2 separate regions of the Homo sapiens genome follow, and region 2 is linked to region 1. A link is a loop called in an ENCODE intact Hi-C map of the cell type or tissue named here. Cell type or tissue: Caco-2. All regions are shown on one strand. Each heading gives the region's core, and the rest is flanking DNA. Links, peaks and the distances in the headings are about the cores only.

The links. A loop is a pair of places that touch in the nucleus more often than their neighbours do. Peaks named below come from ENCODE experiments on the same cell type or tissue, not always from the same donor. Only the 100,000 strongest peaks of a DNase experiment are listed, where the experiment ranks them.
Region 2: it touches region 1 in a loop (5-fold over the local background); 2 of 110 quality-filtered maps call a loop at or near these places.

What each region holds. Positions count from the first base shown.
Region 1 is chr16:73,032,751-73,041,701 of GRCh38, reverse strand. All of the region lies in intron 1 of ZFHX3 (zinc finger homeobox 3), which reads left to right. Among named protein-coding and RNA genes, the nearest start is that of ZFHX3, 11 kb to the left of the region's middle. RefSeq lists enhancers at 978-1,490, 4,544-5,396, 5,397-6,251, 8,488-8,657, 8,593-8,951. In Caco-2, for the core only: CTCF peaks have their summits at 5,317 and 5,516; DNase peaks (open chromatin) are centred at 3,631, 4,151, 5,011, 5,431 and 1 weaker place; H3K4me3 peaks cover 911 bases.
Region 2 is chr16:72,873,730-72,882,680 of GRCh38, reverse strand. All of the region lies in intron 4 of ZFHX3 (zinc finger homeobox 3), which reads left to right. It overlaps LOC124903715 (a long non-coding RNA gene), which reads right to left. Exons shown (of 2, transcript XR_007065111.1): 2 at 6,041-7,781. Among named protein-coding and RNA genes, the nearest start is that of ZFHX3, 170 kb to the left of the region's middle. RefSeq lists enhancers at 3,922-4,423, 4,438-5,637. In Caco-2, for the core only: no CTCF peak of the experiment used is centred there; DNase peaks (open chromatin) are centred at 4,000, 4,940, 5,390 and 6,820; H3K4me3 peaks cover 317 bases.

The DNA of each region.
Region 1 (8,951 bases), core at 2,462-7,461:
GCTCATGGATTTCAGTGTGTGCGGCAGGAGGTTGGTGTCACTACTCAAGCGACTGCTTTTAAATGCCATCTCTGTTCTGATGGAATCTTGAATAGTGTCCCCTTATGTTATTTGATAACGTAATTGAGATGGGCATTGATGAAGACTTTCAGTCTGTGTAACTGACTATATGAATGTGTGTTACCTGGGCCCCTGTTGGTTTGTTTTTCATAAGATAGTATTTTGCCCACTTAAAAAATGTTGTTCAAGTAAAGAATGGCAGAAATGACGGTAGTAGGGTCACCTCAGCCCTGCACACCCTTTTTTAACGGAGGCAGTCGAAGCTGGTTTTTCCTTCAACAGATAGGAAATCCAGAGGTATATTTGGGGAAAGCAGAGAACTTTTACACCTTGTGGGAAAGGACTGTCAATATATTTTGCCCTTGCTGGTGAAACTATAAAAATTGTCCAGACAGTGGAAAAATTGGGTGACAGAGGAAATCCTGGTGCGGACTCCCAGATGTGTAACTGGAGGGAGGTGTGGTCTTCCTCATTGTTTGTTTGAAGGTAGGAAATAATTACAGAATAAAACAGGGCAGGGTCTGGCTGAGGACCAGAGCACTGCTTGTGAATCCCCTTCAAATGGGGACTCAACAGTGAATGGGAGAAGCAAAGGTGAATCAAAAAAGCCCACTCTTTGGAAAGGTGGCCTCTGCTCTTTCCTCTGCTATGGGCCTTACACCCTCTGCTGAGGCCATCAGTGTTACACCCTCTGGTGAGGCCTGAGCTGTGTGACTTTGGACCAGTAATTTAACCTCTTTGGGCCTCACTTCTTTCGTCTGTAAAATGGGCCTAATGCATACCTTACATTTGTAGTGGGAAGTAAATGAAATAGGAATCAGGGCTTCATACCACTTCACATACTGAAAAGCTTCTCCGGATATTGGCTGCCATCTCCACGCCCTTTTCATTTCTTTCTTTGCTACTGATGGCCTCTGCTACCTTTCGTTTCTTACCACCTTGGAAGAAATAAACTAAAAGGTCCAGCAATTCTCTTCTTCCCCATGGGGTGGAAATAGAGCCAACTCCTTTTGACATCTTTGCAACCGTGTTCAGAAGTGAAAGAGTCTGAAATAGTTACAGTGTCCCCCATCCACCCCAGCCCTCCCCTTCTGTCCCCCTCCCCAGGCTGGCAGGCGGCCCTCCAAGTGAGCAGCCTACTCAATGACCCACCTAGAGAGGCCTTCCCCGGCTGGCTTGTGTATGCTAATAGGCCTGACTTGTCCTGGCTTGTTTGTAGTGATTTGTGGAGGCATTTATATGCAAATACTATCAACTTGCAGAGTTAATTATCATGTGCCTCCCCTCTACCCCCTCCTGCTCGGCCTCCCAGCCTGGCTGGGCTGTTCTCATTCAGCACCACGCTCTTCCTGTCTTGGCCTCGCCTGTCCCTTGCCCTGTCCCCTTCCTATACCTGCAGGCCCCATCACAGCTCCTTTGCTGCTCCGTTGCCTGTCACAGGCACCCAGGCCTAGCCTGTGTGGTCAGGCATGGTGAACTGGGCATGCCAGTGACTCCCCCAGTTCAGACTCTCTGTTAGAGGCCTACTCTTGCTTGTGGGGGAGCCTGCCTTATGTTGCTTTGAGTTTTAAGCCCCATGTTTACCTACTAGCTTGAAAAACAGAGCTGCCCAGACATAATCAACCCTTGACACTCAACCCAGTCTGGCGACAAAGCGATTATAGTTTTTAAATTATTAGTAGTATTTTCATTTCCTCACATTGCTTATACCGCTCAAACTTATGACCAGTTCCGAGCTCTGGAGAGAAGCCATTTTGCAAAGGGATGTCCCCTCCTGCTCCTGGATATCTGAGTATTAAAAATTTGCTTGGGTTGTGCATGGTGGCTCATGCCTGTAATCCCAGCACTTTGGTAGGCCTAGGCAGGATTGCCTGACCTCAGGAGTTTGAGATCAGCTTGGGCAACGTGGTGAAACTCCATCTCTACTAAAAATAAAAAAATAAAAAAAGAGATACTTGGGTGGATCTCAGGCCTGGTCACTTCCTGGTTGTGTGTTGGCACTGTTGATGTTTGGGGATAATTGTTTTTGGGGGGAGTGGGCCACCTTGTGCATTGTAGGACATTTAGTATCCCTGGCATCTCCCCACTAGATGCCAGTAGCACCTTCTTCCCTTGATGTGACAATCAAAAATGTCTGCAGGAATTGCCCACTGTCCCTTGGGGAGGCAAAATCGCCTCCAGTTAAGAACACCTGAAATAGAGGTTACATTTGCTTCTCCTGGTCTAAAACAATGGCAGGTTCCCGGCCACTCCCCCCATTTAGACACCTTCACTGCAGCCTGGGAGTTGAGCAGCCTCTGCGTATGTGATTCCACCTGATACCAGATGATGCTGTTTGCTCAATTTTACACTGGTCTTTTTGGCATTTAAAAATGAAGAATCTGGGCTGGGTGTGGTGGCTCAAGCCTGTAATCTCAGCACTTTGGGAGGCAGAGGCAGGCGGATTGCTTGAGCTCAGGGGCTTGAGACCTGCCTGGGCAACATAGGGAGACCCTGTCTCTACAAACTTTTTTTTTTTTTTTTTAATTAGCTAGGCTCGGTGGCATGTGCCTGTAGTCCCAGCCACTCAAGAGGCTGAGGCAGGAGGATCTCTTGAGCCCAGAGGTTTGAGCCCAGGGGTTCGAGGCCAGCCTTAGCAACATGGCAAGACCTTGTCTCTACAAAAAAAATACAAAAATTAGCCGGGCGTGGTGGTGCACGCCTGTATTCCTAGCTACTCGGGAGGCTGAGGTGGGTGGATTGCTTGAGCCCAGGAAGTAGAGGCTGCATTGAGCCGTGATTGTGCCACTGCACTCCAGCCTGGGTGACAGAGTGACATCCCGACTCAATAATAATAATAATAATAATAATAATAGTAATAAAAAGGAAGAGTCTTTCCTTTTAGAGCATGGTAATGTGCTAGCACTTGAGGTGGTAACATTTGCACCTCTCTAGTGCTGTCCAATAGAGAGAGAGAGAGAGAGAGTACAAGCTTATATGTAATTGTACATTTCCTAGTAGTCATTCATAAAAAGTAAAAAGAAACAGGTGGAATTAACTTTAAAACAGATATTTTCAGCAACCCACGATTTCACCATGATGTTCTGGTCTCAACGCTCAGAACCAGCCCCATGTCCAGTGCTCAGAAGCCGCGTGCAGTTGTGGCCGTCATATTGGATGGCTTAGTTCTCAGATGATTCTGGGCCTTTGCAGCCATGACGTCAGGTCGTTTTCTACTGTTACTGAGTCAGGGAGGAAGTTTTTTTCTTCTGTTTATTCTCTGAAAGGTAAGGCCTTCCTTGGCTGCACAGCTGCAGCTGAGAAGCGGATTCTGAAGGGGCAGGGTCTCTAATCTCTAGGGAAGCTCCCCCAGCCTCCACAGTGGGGAAGCCCTCTAGACAGGATTTTGGGCTGAGCCTGGATAGTTGGGGGGGTGGGGGAGTCAATATCCCGAGGGCCCCGTGGACTCTCGCACCACACAGACTAATGCTTCAGGTTAATTTTGTGTACAAGGTCCCTTTTGTTGGACAAGGGGATGAAAGTCCACAGCTGTGACTGGAAAGAGGGGAAGGACCCTCTGGGATGACCTTGTTTTGGAAAGTCTAAATGGAATACTAATGGCCGAGATCTAAGAAGGGTGATGTATGTGTGTGTTTGACTGGGCTTAAAGATAAGGTGAAGAGTATTTTAAAAGTTGGTGTGCAGCTTCCCAGATAACCGTATGCCTGGGGCCAGTTACGATTTATGGCAAGCTGGTAGTCATGGCTGTGTGTTGGTCTCACTTTATCTTTTGAATCCTGGCTCTATAGCTTAACCGGTGGTGCTCTGTTTGTTTATTTTATCTTTTTTGGGTGGGTGGGGGACATGGGGGTCAGCCAGGTTTTACAGTGAAGCATAGCAGCATTTTATAACACACGAAGGGCTGTTCATATTTCTGCTCCTGGGTGCCCTGGGCTGTGTCACTTTTTACTGTCCCTAATGATAGCACATGCCAGGGTGTTGCATTCTAGAGTTTCCAGGAGCCTGAAGTGCAGGCCCCCATCTTGTACAGTGCCACAAGCTTGCCAGAGCTGTGAGCCGGGGAGGAGGTGTGGAGGCCTTAATATAGCTCCAAGCCCCAGGTTTCTTTCATCTCTGAGGTCAGCTTTTTCCTGTTGCCTCTTGACTTATTGAAACTGTCGCCGGGCTGGCCAGCACACCCAGCAGACTTTCCTAGTAAACAGAACAGCCCTGGGTGGCAGGTTCTTCGCTTTTTCTAGACGACAGATGAGCAGTGGGATCTTATGTCACTCAGTGGGACATTTCATATCTCCTCTGAGTCATTCCCTAAAAACCGCTTTTCTTAGAACTTAAAGAGATGCAGAATTTTACAGTAACCATGAAATTTCATGGATGCATTTGAATAGCAACCGGATATTTGAATACCTCCTTACCCCAGTATTCCTAAGGAAGAACTTTACACTGAAAAATACTCCCAAACTTTGTGTTTGGAAAACGTATGTTCTTGAGCTAGTTTGGACTCCGCTTTTAATAGTCGGGTTGTGATATACGGGTGTATCTTAAATCTGGGGTTCTCTTGTATTTGTACTTTGACAAGGTATAGTTGATGGGAGGGTGGGGTGAGGGTCTTTTATTTGCGCAGCAGTAAGGATGAAATGGGCAGTTCTTCTGATTTTTGGATGTTGTCTACAAAAATAACTTCTCTCACAATAAATTGGCATAGGAAGTTTGCGGGTGTGTTTTTTTGGAGGGTGAGAGATGTGGTCTGACTTCCCTCAGACTCTTCGCTTCACCTCTTGAGTAGGCCACGGCCATCTGCTTTAACAATTTTATTTTTTTTCATTTTAAATCCTCAAAGACAAAGGGACCTGGAAGTTCAGACCTGTCCTGCCACATTCCTGAGTAATTTGGTTTTGATTAACCCAAGGAGAAAAGTTGGTTTCTCCTAGCGACCGACCGAGGGGATCAAAGCGCCGGGAGGGGCAGTTCCCCTGATACACCCAGTCCCCCTCCTCCCTCTCTCCTGCCGGCCCCTCTCCCCTCCTCTTCCTCTACCCTCTACCTCCACCTCCCTCCTCCTCCCTGCGCCTTTTCAACCTCCCCCTCTTTAGAAGCTGAGCAGGAGTTATTTCCACTTTCTGACTCTCACAGAAGTGGAAGCGTATCATAGAGCTTTGGGTGGACAGACCAGGGAGAAATACATCCCCCCACCCATCCCTTTCTTCCTAAACTCCTTTTCCCCCCACAAAGCGGCAGAGCGCATTCCTGTGCTAATCCGGCTGCTGGAGGAATGCAAATGGCTGTAATTGTGTGCCTCTGGACCGGCCTTCCGCATCTGTGCAGCTTTTCTTCTTTGAGGAGGTGGCTAAAAAGTTCATTTACATAGAGAAATGAGACTGGCCTTGTGATCCCTAGTGGCAGAATAGGGACTTTCTAATAGGAAAGGGGCCACATCTGTGCTGCCTGCACCTTCCTCCCGCAGCCCTCCCCAGTTGTAGAGAGAGAGAGAGACAGAGAGAGAGAGAGTCTGTCTATGCGCGCGCACGCGTGTGCTGTGTGGTATGTGTGTATGGGGTGGGGGAGAAGGTGGACACCAGGCCCCTGCTGGGCATATTTTACAGAAGGGCAGTTAAAAGGGAGAAGTCTTCTCTTGATAGTAAGAAATCAGGCTGGAGTAGGAGACGGCTTACTTTTGGACAAGCCTCGTGGGTAGTCCTGGTATTAAACCACAGTAAATGACTTATTTTTATTTTGTTTTTGAGACAGGGTCTCACTCTGTCTCCCAGGCTGGAATCCAGTGGCACAATCTCAGCTCACTGTGCCTTCCTCCTCCTGGGTTCAAGTAGTCCTCCTGCCTCAGCCTCCCGAGTAGCTGGGACTACCAGCGTGGGCTGGTTTTCCACCATGCCCGGCTAATTTTTGTTTTGTTTTGTATTTTTAGTAGAGACGGGGTTTTGCCATGTTGGCCAGGCTAGTCTCGAACTCCTGAGCTCAAGTGATCCACCTGCCTCGGCCTCCCAAAGTGCTAGGATTACAGGTGTGAGCCACAATGCCTGGCCTATTATTATTTTTTAAAAGCACGCTGTGGGTCCCAGAAGTGATTTATTTTTTCTTAGTTTATACTTGAGTTTGGCAGTGAGTTGTTGGATACTAAGATTGTTCAGCCCATTTAAAAGTATCATTTGGGAGCCAGTACATTGTAGCTTTAGGGAGATGTTCAAGACAGACAAGAGAAGTCTGTCTCAGTCATATCCGAGAACACTTAGAATCCCGCCTGAATCTGAAGTTGAAAGACAGGCAGAGGTTCTGAAACAGGACCATCCAGTAGAAATACAGTGTAAGCCACGTAGGTAATTTTAGATTTTCTATTAGTCACATTAAACAATGAGAAACAGGTGGAATGAATTTTCATAATACATTTAGCCCAGTATATCCAAAAGGTTATCATTTCCACAGGTAATCAATATTAATAAAACTATTAATGAGATATTTTACATCCCTTTTTTTTGTACCAAATCTTTGGAGTCCTGTATTTTTATACCTTCAGCACATCTCTATCGAGACAAGCCACATGTCACAGGCTCGGTAGTGACAAGGGTCGGTGGCTACCTAGTGGATGGTGCAGCTCTGGAATAAAAGATTGCTGCCCTGTGCTCTTCTGAGACATTCTGTTGATGGAGCCAAGTCAGCCATCACCCCTGTGACCAGCTGCTTGCATTTACTGGGGAATGGGTGCAGGCTCAGTCTGCACACAGCGGGTTTGGTCAGAAATGCCTGGCTCCCCCGACATGCTCATGAGATTGTTAGGAGATAGAACTGTGACATTGGGGTGCCAGTGTTCTGTAAACTGCTTCCTGGCGTACAGGTGGGGGTGCTCACCTGACTGTGAAAACCTTCCCAGAGGCAGAAGACCAGCAGTGGCAGCAAGGCACGGGCCACCTCCTCAGGGGACAGCCCCACTCTCATTCATTCCTGTGAGTGCTAGTGTGTTTGTTACAACAGACTTACTGCTTCATGTATATTACTGAAATCACAGACAGGGCTGCAGGGAGCCTCTAGAAATGCTCGTTTCACCCTCTCCGTGGTGGGTTGCTAGTTTGGGGCAGGAGGAAGGCATGAATCTAGAACCTTCTACCTGTAGGTAATTGGTGTGGTTTTTCTGACTTCACAGTCATTTCTAGCACCACACACACAGGCTTCCGGTTTGGCTAGTCCAGGGACTGTGTGGTGCATTGCTTGGAGGGGACTTTCTCTTAGAGGCTCTAGTGCCCCCCAAGATGAGAGTTGTAGGAGCTGCCACTGTTGGGAGGGTCACCGATTCCAGCAAGAAACTTCCCCTCGCCTTCTTCTCTTAGTGTTTATTTGGATTTCTGCTTTCTTGCCTTATCTTGATGCCGCGGAATGGAAACCTTCCCTAGTCGAGGACCAGTGGGCGTCTCCCATTGGAGGAGGAGAAATGGAGGGACAGAGGGTGACATGGAAAACTCAGAAACAACCTTGTCCATGAGAATCAGGGGTGTAATGGAGGCAAGCAGTCCCATCCTAGACTTTTTTTTTTTTTTAAGTTCGTTACAGTTTTTCTTGTTCACCCAGAAGTGACTTCTTTTCAAAACTAAATGATTTCAGCCTTGGTACCATTACAGCTCTTCTCAGTGAAATAGCAAGGAGAACTGTCTGCTGGCTTCTAGCAGAAAGCGCCACTGTGAAATGTACCCTAGAGAAGATGCTGCTTTCAGATGCTTTCAGAGCGGCCGGGAAGTCCTGGAGTCTTCTCACTGTTGACCTTAGCGTTCCTTGGTCAATACATGTGACAACAACAATTTTCCTTTGCCATTGCTGTTCCCAGAGCACCCAGCCAGCCTCCTACGATTTGAGGCTCTCCTCTAGGATGCCAGTGGGATTTGTGCCCCTGGTAAGCTGAGAAGCGGGTGTGGATTTGGGTTTGGAGGGAGGGAGGTATCGAATTCCTTTAACAGGCTGGCCTCCTGGCAGGCAGGAAAAAAACTGTGAAAGTGTGAGGTGGAAGGGGCCCCGGCGCTGGCCTCTGCTGGGGACAGAGCATCGCAGCTGTCTGACCCCGGGTGAAAAGTTCAAATCTGCATTTAAAAGGAGTGCCAGTCCCCCCCCACCCCCCGCCTGCCCCCTTTCCCCCCAGTCAAGTTGAAACTGTTCACGTTTTAGAGGATATGATCAGGCCCTGTGCTGGGACACCAGGCAGCCCCGCTTCACTTCTGTCAAGACCCAGTGCTGGGGGGCGGCGGGGGAGCTGCTCAGCTAAGACGCAGTTCTTGAATAACAATAGTAGTTGAGGACGAACCCTCGGAGGCGCCTGGAAGGGAGGGGAAGTTTCTCCCTCAGTCAGACACTGGGCATTTAACCCCTTTTTCTCCAGGTGCTTTGCAAGGCCGTTCCTCTTCTGTCCTCCTCTCCAGGTCATTGGTGGGTTATGTGGGGGTGCTGGCAGGGCTCCAGGGTACTGGGGGTAGGGGGTAAGGAGGTGTCTGGCAGCTGAGGTCACCTGTCCATGGAGGGTGGTGGAGCTCAGGCCTGGAAGGGCTGCTCCCCTGTCGCGTGGGGTCAAGGAGGGCCCAGGCTTGGGGAGAAACTTGAGTGGGTTGGGATGAGAGCCTGGCTTCTGTTTTCCATGCATCTACCTTCTTCCTTCCCCATCCTGCTCCTGCTGCCTGGCACCCAGTGGGGTCTGGCCGCAGCCCTGCCTGAAACCCCCTCCACTGGGGCTCTGATTTGTTTACTGGAGCATTAGGTGAATGTAAACAGTTCAACCTCTCCGGTTTTATATGCTTAAAGGGTCTGAGTGTGAATACAAATGGGTATTAGGCCCCTGTGGTTCCAATGACTGTCCTCCATCCGCTCTCGTTGCTAACTAGCAGGTCTTTAACCTGCTGGGGGGA
Region 2 (8,951 bases), core at 1,965-6,964, 160 kb after region 1:
TGCAGTGCTGTTTCACTGCTGTCAGACGCTGCTGCCCTGGAAGGTCCCCCTGGAGAAGGTGTGGCATCACCAGGATGGTCAGGTGGGCAGTGGGTTGAGCGTGCAGCCTCGTACCCAGCCTCCTGTGTCCTGGCTGGCTGTTCCAGGACTTGCACCTTTTCAGCAGTTATCTAGACCTGGCCGCAGTGGCCTGAGTTGCAGTGATTCGTATTCACTCATTCTTTGATGTTCTAGATCCACCATTCATTCGTTGCGTTATTTTTCTGGGATGATGAAGCTACCAGGGTTTTGTGCGTGTTGTTTCAGCATATGACACGTGGCACCAGCTGTACACTGCCCTTCTGGTTAGTGTTGTTCTTGGTCAAGGGCTCCAGGCTGTCTTCCATGCTATCTTCATGAGTGGGTGGCAGCACGTGCCCAACGCTGCCCACTGGGAGAAGCATTGATACTGTGGCCACTCACTGCAGAGAGGGTTTTTTTTGGCACAGCAAAAAAAAAAAAAAAAAAAGGAAAAAGGGGTACCTGCTGATGGTTCCTGGAATTAGGAGAGACAGTATATGGGTGTGTTTGCATTTGTTGAGGGGTGAGCATTGGGCGGGGGTCCTCTTTTTAGGGGTGTGAGTATGCCAGAGACCCCCGTTGGCTCATCAGAGCCCAGTGACATGGGGACCCCCAAGGGAGCCACAGGACATCATGTCATACCAAGTGTTCTTTCTGTGAAACCTTTATTTCGAAACATCCCAAGTCACCTTCGAAAGGTGTATCCAAGAAACTTGAAAATCTGAAACTCCACCCTAAAGTGAATATGGATAGCTAGCCAGTCAGTGGGTGTTTGTGCTGGGCTGGGAGTTGGGGGTGCTGTCCCTGGATTTGGGGGTGCTGTCCCTGGATTTCACTGGAGGGGAGAGACCTCCTAAAGCCGACAGTGTAGCAGGAAGTGGCAGCCGTCCTCTGCTGTCTCCTGCCATGTGTGCAGACCCCTCCCATATGGATCCCCTATCCTAGCCTCTGGAGTTCACACTTTCTCCACTGCCTGAATGGATGTTTCTCGAGAAATAATGATTTGTACCTGTACCGTCTTTAGGAATGTCCAAAGAATCCATTTCTAGGGCTACTTACATCCTATATGAAACTTGTTCCCGACCTTGGTAGGGGCCAGGGAGGAAATAGAACATGCATCTATCTCTCTGCGTACAGAAATAGCTCAAAGGCTTTTTCTCAGAGTCACAGATGTTAAGGAACCCCCTTCAAACTGTGACCCAATTATAAGAATTATGGTTCCAAATTATTTTTTTCAAACATTGACGAGCAGTGGAAAGTTTTGTGGCCTCAGTCTAAGTGCTGCCCATACCTCCCTGGTTCCTGGGCTTTCTGGTCTCCTGAGAGCCACAAGGAAGCTTCTCAAAATTCTCTGTTAATGCTAAATAAAATTTTAAATCCAGTTTCTGCATCATATTAACCAGATTTCAAGTGCTTAATAGTGCCATGGGGCTCATGGTTAACTTAGACAATACAGATTTCTAGAGCAGTTCAGAAGGTTCTGTTGGACCATGCTCAGCTCCTCCTCACTGGGTTTCCTCAGACTTCTGGTAGACCCAGGCTAGGTTTGGGGCTACATTTTCCTTAATATTTTTTGGCTTGCATTTTAGAGAAGTGTGGTTCCCGCCAGCCTGGATAGGGTACATCTTTTCTTGCTGATCTTTCTCTCTGTTTCACAGTTTTTCTCAGTTTGGGAGAACAGTCTTCAAATAAGCATTTAATTTTGCTTTTTGCTACTTATGTCTTATTCCATTAGCAGTTTTGAGGGACTTTGAAAGGACTTTGTAAAGATGTGTTTTTCAGAGTGGATGTTAAATGGGTTTTTATAGTTTTATGCCTCAAGACTATCTTGAGACCTTTTGTGTATATGTTAATAAAAGGAGCCATTTATTGCTTTTAAAAGATCTTTGACCTCTGCTCTAATTAGAATATCAAAAATCAGACAATGTGTGATTTTCCTGGTACAGGGCCATCTGTTGTTTCAACCCAAAATTTTATCAAAAATTGTCATATTATAAAGTCAAAAAAGAATGTGTGTATTTTTCACCCCCCGTTTCCATTGGTTGGCTGAAACAAAAGAAGTGTATTTTCTCACAGTTCTGGACGCTAAAGGTTCAAGATCCAGGTGCCGGCAGTTTTGGCTTCTCCCGAGGCCTTGGTCTCATATAGCCTGGTCTCTGTGAGTCCCCCTGGTGTGTCTCTGTATGATTAGGACATACCAGATAGATTGGATTAGGGTCTACCCTAAAGGCCTCACGTTAACCTAATCACCTCCTTAAAAGTCCTGTCTCCAGTCATAGCTACATCCTCAGGTACTGGAGGTTGGGACTTCAACCTAGGACACTGGGAGGACCACAGTTCAGTCTATTACCCAGACTTTCTGATATCTGAAGCCAGTTTCTTGTTTCCTTTTCTGTGGTCACTTTGGGTGGGGCAGGAGGGTAGGACAGAAGGTGGTGGGAGAGATGAAGGGAGGTCATGGAGATCCTGGAAGTCGCCTCGGACAGAACTGTCAGCGCCCACCAGGCCTTCTCTGGTTTCCTGCTCGCAGCACACGGTTCTCAGTGCTGGCCTTGGCATGGGATTAACTACTGCGACCTCGCTGGAAGGGGACTCCAAATGAAGCCGGAAGTGCTCAAAGACACTTGTTAGGACAGGAAAAGGGGTCAGAGCCCTGTGTCCTCTGAGCCCATTTTACCATGACTCTTTCCTTGCCTGTTCTCACACAGCCCTCACCGAAACCTTCTTGCTGGCAAACACCAAGAGGACTGACAGCCGGCCACGTGGAGGAAGGTTCTTGTGCCTGTGAAATTTGATGGTCTTAGCATCGAGAAAAGCTGCCTTTGCTGAAGGTGCTCCAGCAGGCTGGCCTGTGTTAGGCTCCTGTTGGAGGGATTTATAGAAATAAAAACTCCTTAGCTGGGCATGGTGGCTCACACCTGTAATCCAGCACTTTGGGAGGCCGAGGCGGGCGGATCACTAGAGCTCAGGTATTGGAGACCAGCCTGGCCAACATGATGAAACCCCACCTCTACTAAAAATATAAAAATTAGGCAGGTATGGTGGCGGGTGCCTGTGATCCCAGCTTCTCGGGAGGCTGAGGCAGGAGAATCACTTGCACCTGGGAGGCAGAGGTTGCAATGAGCAGAGGCCGCGCCATTGCACTTCAACCTGGGCGACAGAGCGAGACTCCGTCTCAAAAGAAAAAAAAGAAATAGAAACCCCTCCTTGCTGCCCACTGTGCTTTTAGGGACTAAGCAGATCTCCCTGGGCTTGTGTGTGGTGTTTGTGCTCTGGTTGGGGTAGATGCTACCTAGAGCCTTACAATTTTCTATGACCCATTAGGGTATAGAATTCAATAGGGGGCCAGCTGATTGACTGGACTTCCATCCAAAGGATTTCAGTTGCTCGAAGTACCTGAAGGACTTTTAATTCCTTGGTTTTTCCTTACCCTGTGTTATATACTCCAGGCTGGACATAATATAAAGATCCCAGTGTGTATATTGTTACCTTGTGTAGCTTTCATTCGGAGCCCGTCCTTCACTTGCGCTTCCAGGGCAAGTCACATCCTGCTTCCCATGGCTGGTCTTTCCCAGATTGAGCCTGTGATGTGAGCCTCGAGGGCAGCCTCCACAGGGCCGTTCCTGTCCTGCACGAGCATAAAGCAGAGGCGAACTCGGACCCTTCCTGGCAATCTTGGATGTCTCATGTCGCTAGGTTCCCATTGCAGCGGCCCATCTGTCTCAGTGCCATGTGGCTAGTGGCTGCTGTATTGGATGTGCAGACAGAAGCCATTTCCTTCCCTGGAGAAGGTTCCTGAGGACAGGGCTGCTGTAGACAGCAGCAGAGTAGGGACTTGGTACAGAGGCCCAGGGCCCAGGGCTGTGCTCTTCCCACTGCGTCTGGCCTCCTTGCTGCAGGCTGACAAACTCATCCACGGGACAAGTAGCACTTTGCCCCAGGGGTGGGATTCTTTGTGTCTAGATAACAGTGTGATCCATTGCTGGATTCTCTCCAGGATAGAAATGAAGAAATCCTAAGACTGCGGTGAGCAAAGCAGCAGCAGTTATCTGTGACTCTGCACACTCCAGAGCGCGTGCCTCGGGTTGCTCTGAGAAGTGGAAACAGTTTGCATGGTTTTCCTAATGTCCAAAGCCCTTTGTGACTTCCTTGTGTGAGTCCATTTCAGAAGCATTGAGAAGCCCCACAGCATGGGGAGGGCAGCCCTGATCTGATTGGCCCTGGCAGGGGTCCTCACTGGAGTGGCTTCTAGCCTGTCACCGGCACTGGCACCAGTGAAGTGCGTGTGTGATGAGGATGTAGCCTGGCCATCTGCTATGCAGCCTTGAACCCAGCCCACATGTTTTTATGGCAATAATGGGAATTTTGTAGTAGATGTCAGCTGGACTTTTGGTAGGTGAGTTTTTTTTGTTTTTTTGTTTTTGTTTTTGTTTTCTTTTTTTGTAGAGACAGGGTCTTTACACAGGCTGGAGTGCAGTGGCACAATCATGGCTCACTGTAGCCTCCATCTCCTGGGCTCAAGTGATCCTCCTGCCTCAGTCTTCCAAGTAGCACAGGCATGCACCACCACACCTGGCTAGTTTTTTCATTTGTAGACAGGGTCTCACTATGTTGTCAGGGCTGTTCTTGAACTCCTGGCCTCAAGTGATCCTCCTGCCTCAGCCTCCCAAAGTTGTGACTTGCCCTGTTCAGGTTTACAAGCCCACTATAATTCAGGTGTGAGTTGCCTCCTTCACCACTCAACCCGTGGCCCCCAGTTAAGGGGGCTTCTTTGGGCAGGAAATAGAGGCGCCATGTCTCCAGCAACCTTGAGTACAGGGCTGACTGCAAGGAGGAGGGGCCTGAGTTGACCTGAACTTTGAAGAATCCACGCACGTGCTTGTCTGGGATCAACATAGCTCTTTGGGGCTCTCTGTTTTAGCCCAGGGATCAGAAGTTTTTTTTCTAAAAACCAAATCCTTTCCTAGTGACTCACCGCCCAAGTATGAAACACAGGAAAGACTTTTGTCCTTTTAACTTGAGGACGAGTCGTCTCTACTACAACATAAACACCAGACACGAAGAATGAGAAACTTACTGTGCTCAGGGTGTGTGCTATGATGACTAAGGCAAACTGAGATTCTCCTCCTACGCTGGACACTCTGATGCGTGGTCACTTTCCGCAGACCATCTTCATACAGAAGACCGTGATGTTTATTTCCACAATAAGAATTTGATCTCACTATTAGATATTGTAACAACAACACCAACAACAACAACAGAAAAACCTACACAGTGCCTTAACACCTTTGTTCTCTTGGTGGCCCCAGCGCTGCGAGTCCAGAGGTCATTATCCGATTCTTGAGGGCTGATGACCTACTTCTGATTTCCATATCTAGCTGGCCTTGGACAGACAGGCCTGATCGAATTCTGCAGCCATTTGATTCCCTGCGGACCTGTGCCCAGACCCTGGGCGGATCTGAAGACTTCCTCAGAACACATAAGACCGGGGAGATTTGTGCCATACCGGGCTGTTTTCTCTGAGCTTTGCTTTAATCAGGAATGTAGACTATTTTTTGGTTTTGGTAGATGGCGTGCAGGGGCAGGGCATCCAGTCATTCCTGTAAGGCATTATTACAGGGCTAATTGGGAAATAGTGATTCTTTTTCAATAACTATTTTGGAATCACCCCCCTTTCTCCCCCGCCAAGTCTCTGTTCCCCTTGGGATTGTCAGGCTCACGTTGAAAGACCCCCAGAGGGAAGGATGTTGGCATATATCATAGATATCTGGAAAGAATGTTTCAACCACACCTGGCTGCCGTGTGTGAGGACAAATTTAATTTATTTTAAAAATCTGGCCACAGGCGGCTTTTTCTGTTTGTTTCTTTAGGGGGGAAAAAAATTGAAAAGCAGCAGCAAGCTATGGTTCACATTTGTTTTCTTCCAGATTGGACCAGCCAGGAGAAGAGAGATTATCTCTAAAGGATATGAAAGGTTTAATCATTTTAATTTTGTTTTTATTAAAGTATATCATAACTTTTTTTTTTTTCAACATGCCTGGGTAGAACAGGAGAGAAGAGGAGGTAATATAAATATACAGAAACCCTCAAGCATTTGGTTAATAAAACTTTCCAACGGGCGATGCCTCGTGGGGAGGAAGTGGTTGGATGGCTGGGGATGGTGGGCCGACTGGGGAAGGCGGTGACTGCGCTGAATCGTAGCCAGCATCTTGCAAGCTTCCTGTCCAGTTCCAGCAGACACTTGTGGGAGCTCAGAGCTTTCATGAAACTGAATGAGAAGAAGCTCTGACTGTGGGCTTATTCCATCATGTTTCTCAAGCGAGACTGGATCCCTGAGCCATCTGTGGCTGAAGAAGTCTGAATTTACAGAGAACAGTAAAATTTGCTTCTATAAGATTCTTCCACCCCTACCATCTCAATGAAATATTTGAACCCGGTTATTTTGAAAACTTGCTTTAGGCCAAAACCTCTGAAGTTGCATGCATGCACGTGTGTTTTATGAAGCGGCGAAGTTGGGATAAAAATAGCCTTAGTTTTTGGATAGAAAAACTATCCTATAAATTATGGTGAAACTGAGTAACCAGGATGCTAGATTAACAGGATTTTAGGCTCGTTTTCCCTTTAGGACAGAAAAATAAGCTCATTTCAACATTAATTCAATTGTCAAAAATCACCGGGGCATGGGCTGGAGTTATCATCACAGGTGTTCACTGTGGCCTCCCCTCTCTTCCAGGGCTGTAAAACTCTGCAAAGGCGTGACTGTTTGGAATTCCAGCCCTGGGACCGGGCAGGTTGTTGCATCACCTGATAATGATGAAATTATCTTTACCATTATGTTCTTACAAAGGCTTGAAATTTGACTTGCACATTTTAGACATCGCTTTAAGCAGCAGGATTAAAGCATTGTCATCTCGTTACACCTGACTTAACGTGGCAGTTCAGTTAACCCTATACCAGTCTTTAAGTTTTTGGCTGCATTAGCGTTTACAGTACTTTCCACAGCATTTTTATGGGCGGAATGGTTTGTTCATCAAGGAGAAGCAGCTCTTCTAGTGAAAGCTGCAACTCCAGTTCCCTGAATGAAGTAGAAACTGCACTGAGGCTTCAACTTAGCCGTGTGAGCAATGATCTGGCCTCTAGCAGGCTGTGTAGATAGTCACATGTTTTATGAAATTTCCCTCAGGGATTCCCGGGGCATCTGGGCTGTGCCTCCTGGCACAGAGGGCTTCCAAGAGGAGCTGTGTTGGATCTGCAGCCTCCCTGCAGGGCTGGGCTCACAACCAAGCCAGGTCTCCCCGCTGGGAAAGGGATCCAGAGCCCAGTTTCTGCCCCCAGTCTGCAGGTATCTGCCGTATTCAGTGAGCTGTGTTCCAGGTGGAAGAGCGGCCAGGCCACCTTACTGGCCTGTAAGTTTGGAATTCCCTATGGGAGTTCCCTATGGGAATTCTCTATGGGAGTTCCCTGAGCCAGTAAGGGGCAGTTTTCTTGGTTAATCTCAGCTAGAGTTGTATGAGCACTAAAACGGAACAAACACTGGCCCATATCATTCTCTGTGAGCTTCTTGATGGGAGCACAGCATCAACAGGTTAGGCAGCCCCCTTTCAGAGGAAGAGAGACCTGACACCTCTCCTGTCCAGGACTTCTGTCCCAGGTTGGACTGGATGACCCCAGCAGTTGTGGTGTGTAGGTCTTGGTCCTTGTTTTTGAAGCTGTATCACAGGCTATGAAGACAGCAGAAGGTGGGGGAAAAAAAGGTTATTCTTTTGTTTCACACCACTCAGCTATAGATCACAGAAACACTCCAAAGTGGCTTTAATGAGTTAGGAGGGCATGGTGTGGTGGCTTACGCCGGCAATGCCAGCACTTTGGGAGGCCGTGGCAGGAGGATACTGGGAGCCCAGAAGTTTGAGTCTACCCTGGGCAACACAGCGAGACCCTGTCTCAAAAAAAAAAAGAGGTTTCATTTTTCCTTATATAAGCAGCCTTGGGAGGAGGGCAGTCAGGTGCAGAAGTGAAGGTTCCACTGAGTCAGCAGACATCCACTTTCCTTCTATGTTTCCATGTAGCCATTCTCACCAAGCGCTTGTTGCCTCCTCATGGTCTAAAGATGGCTCCTCCAGGCCAGGCGCGGTGGCTCACGCCTACAATCTCAGCACTTTGGGAGGCCGAGGCGGGCAGATCACGAGGTCAGGAGATCGCATCCTGACTAACACCGTGAAACCCCGTCTCCACTAAAAATACAAAAAATTAGCCTGGTGTGGTGGCGGGTGCCTGTAGTCCCAGCCACTCGGGAGGCTGAGGCAGGAGAATGGCGTGAACCCGGGAGGCGGAGTTTGCAGCGAGCCGAGATTGTGCCACTGCACTCCAGGCTGAGCGACAGAGTGAGACTGTCTCAAAAAAAAAAAAAAAAAAAAAAAAAAAATCAAAAAATCCTCCATCTGAGCTCCAGGCACAAGAAAGTGAGGCTGGTGAGAGTGCATGCGTCACGAAAGACCACCTGTTTAAAAGTTTCCTCCAAAGCCCCGCCCACTTGCTTTATCTTACATCTCATTGGCTGGGACTGCATCATATGACTGTCCTCGGGCACAACAGACAACAGGTTTTGGCTGAGGGTATTGTGCTTTGAATAAAGTGAGTGTTCTGTTAGCAAGGAAGTATGCTTATTACGAAGGCAATTAGAAACATCAGCCATACGCCTTTTAAAATATAAGAAGATTAAGTAAACTGTGTTACGATTATGTGGTGGAAATCTGTGTAGCCATTAAGAATAATGTTCTTGATTAATATTTAAGGATATGGAAGCAAGCTCCGTAGACTGAGGGGTGGGTAGCAAGACCCAAAAACACATATAATTGTCACAGTTTCCTTTAAAATATCTATATGAAGACAGC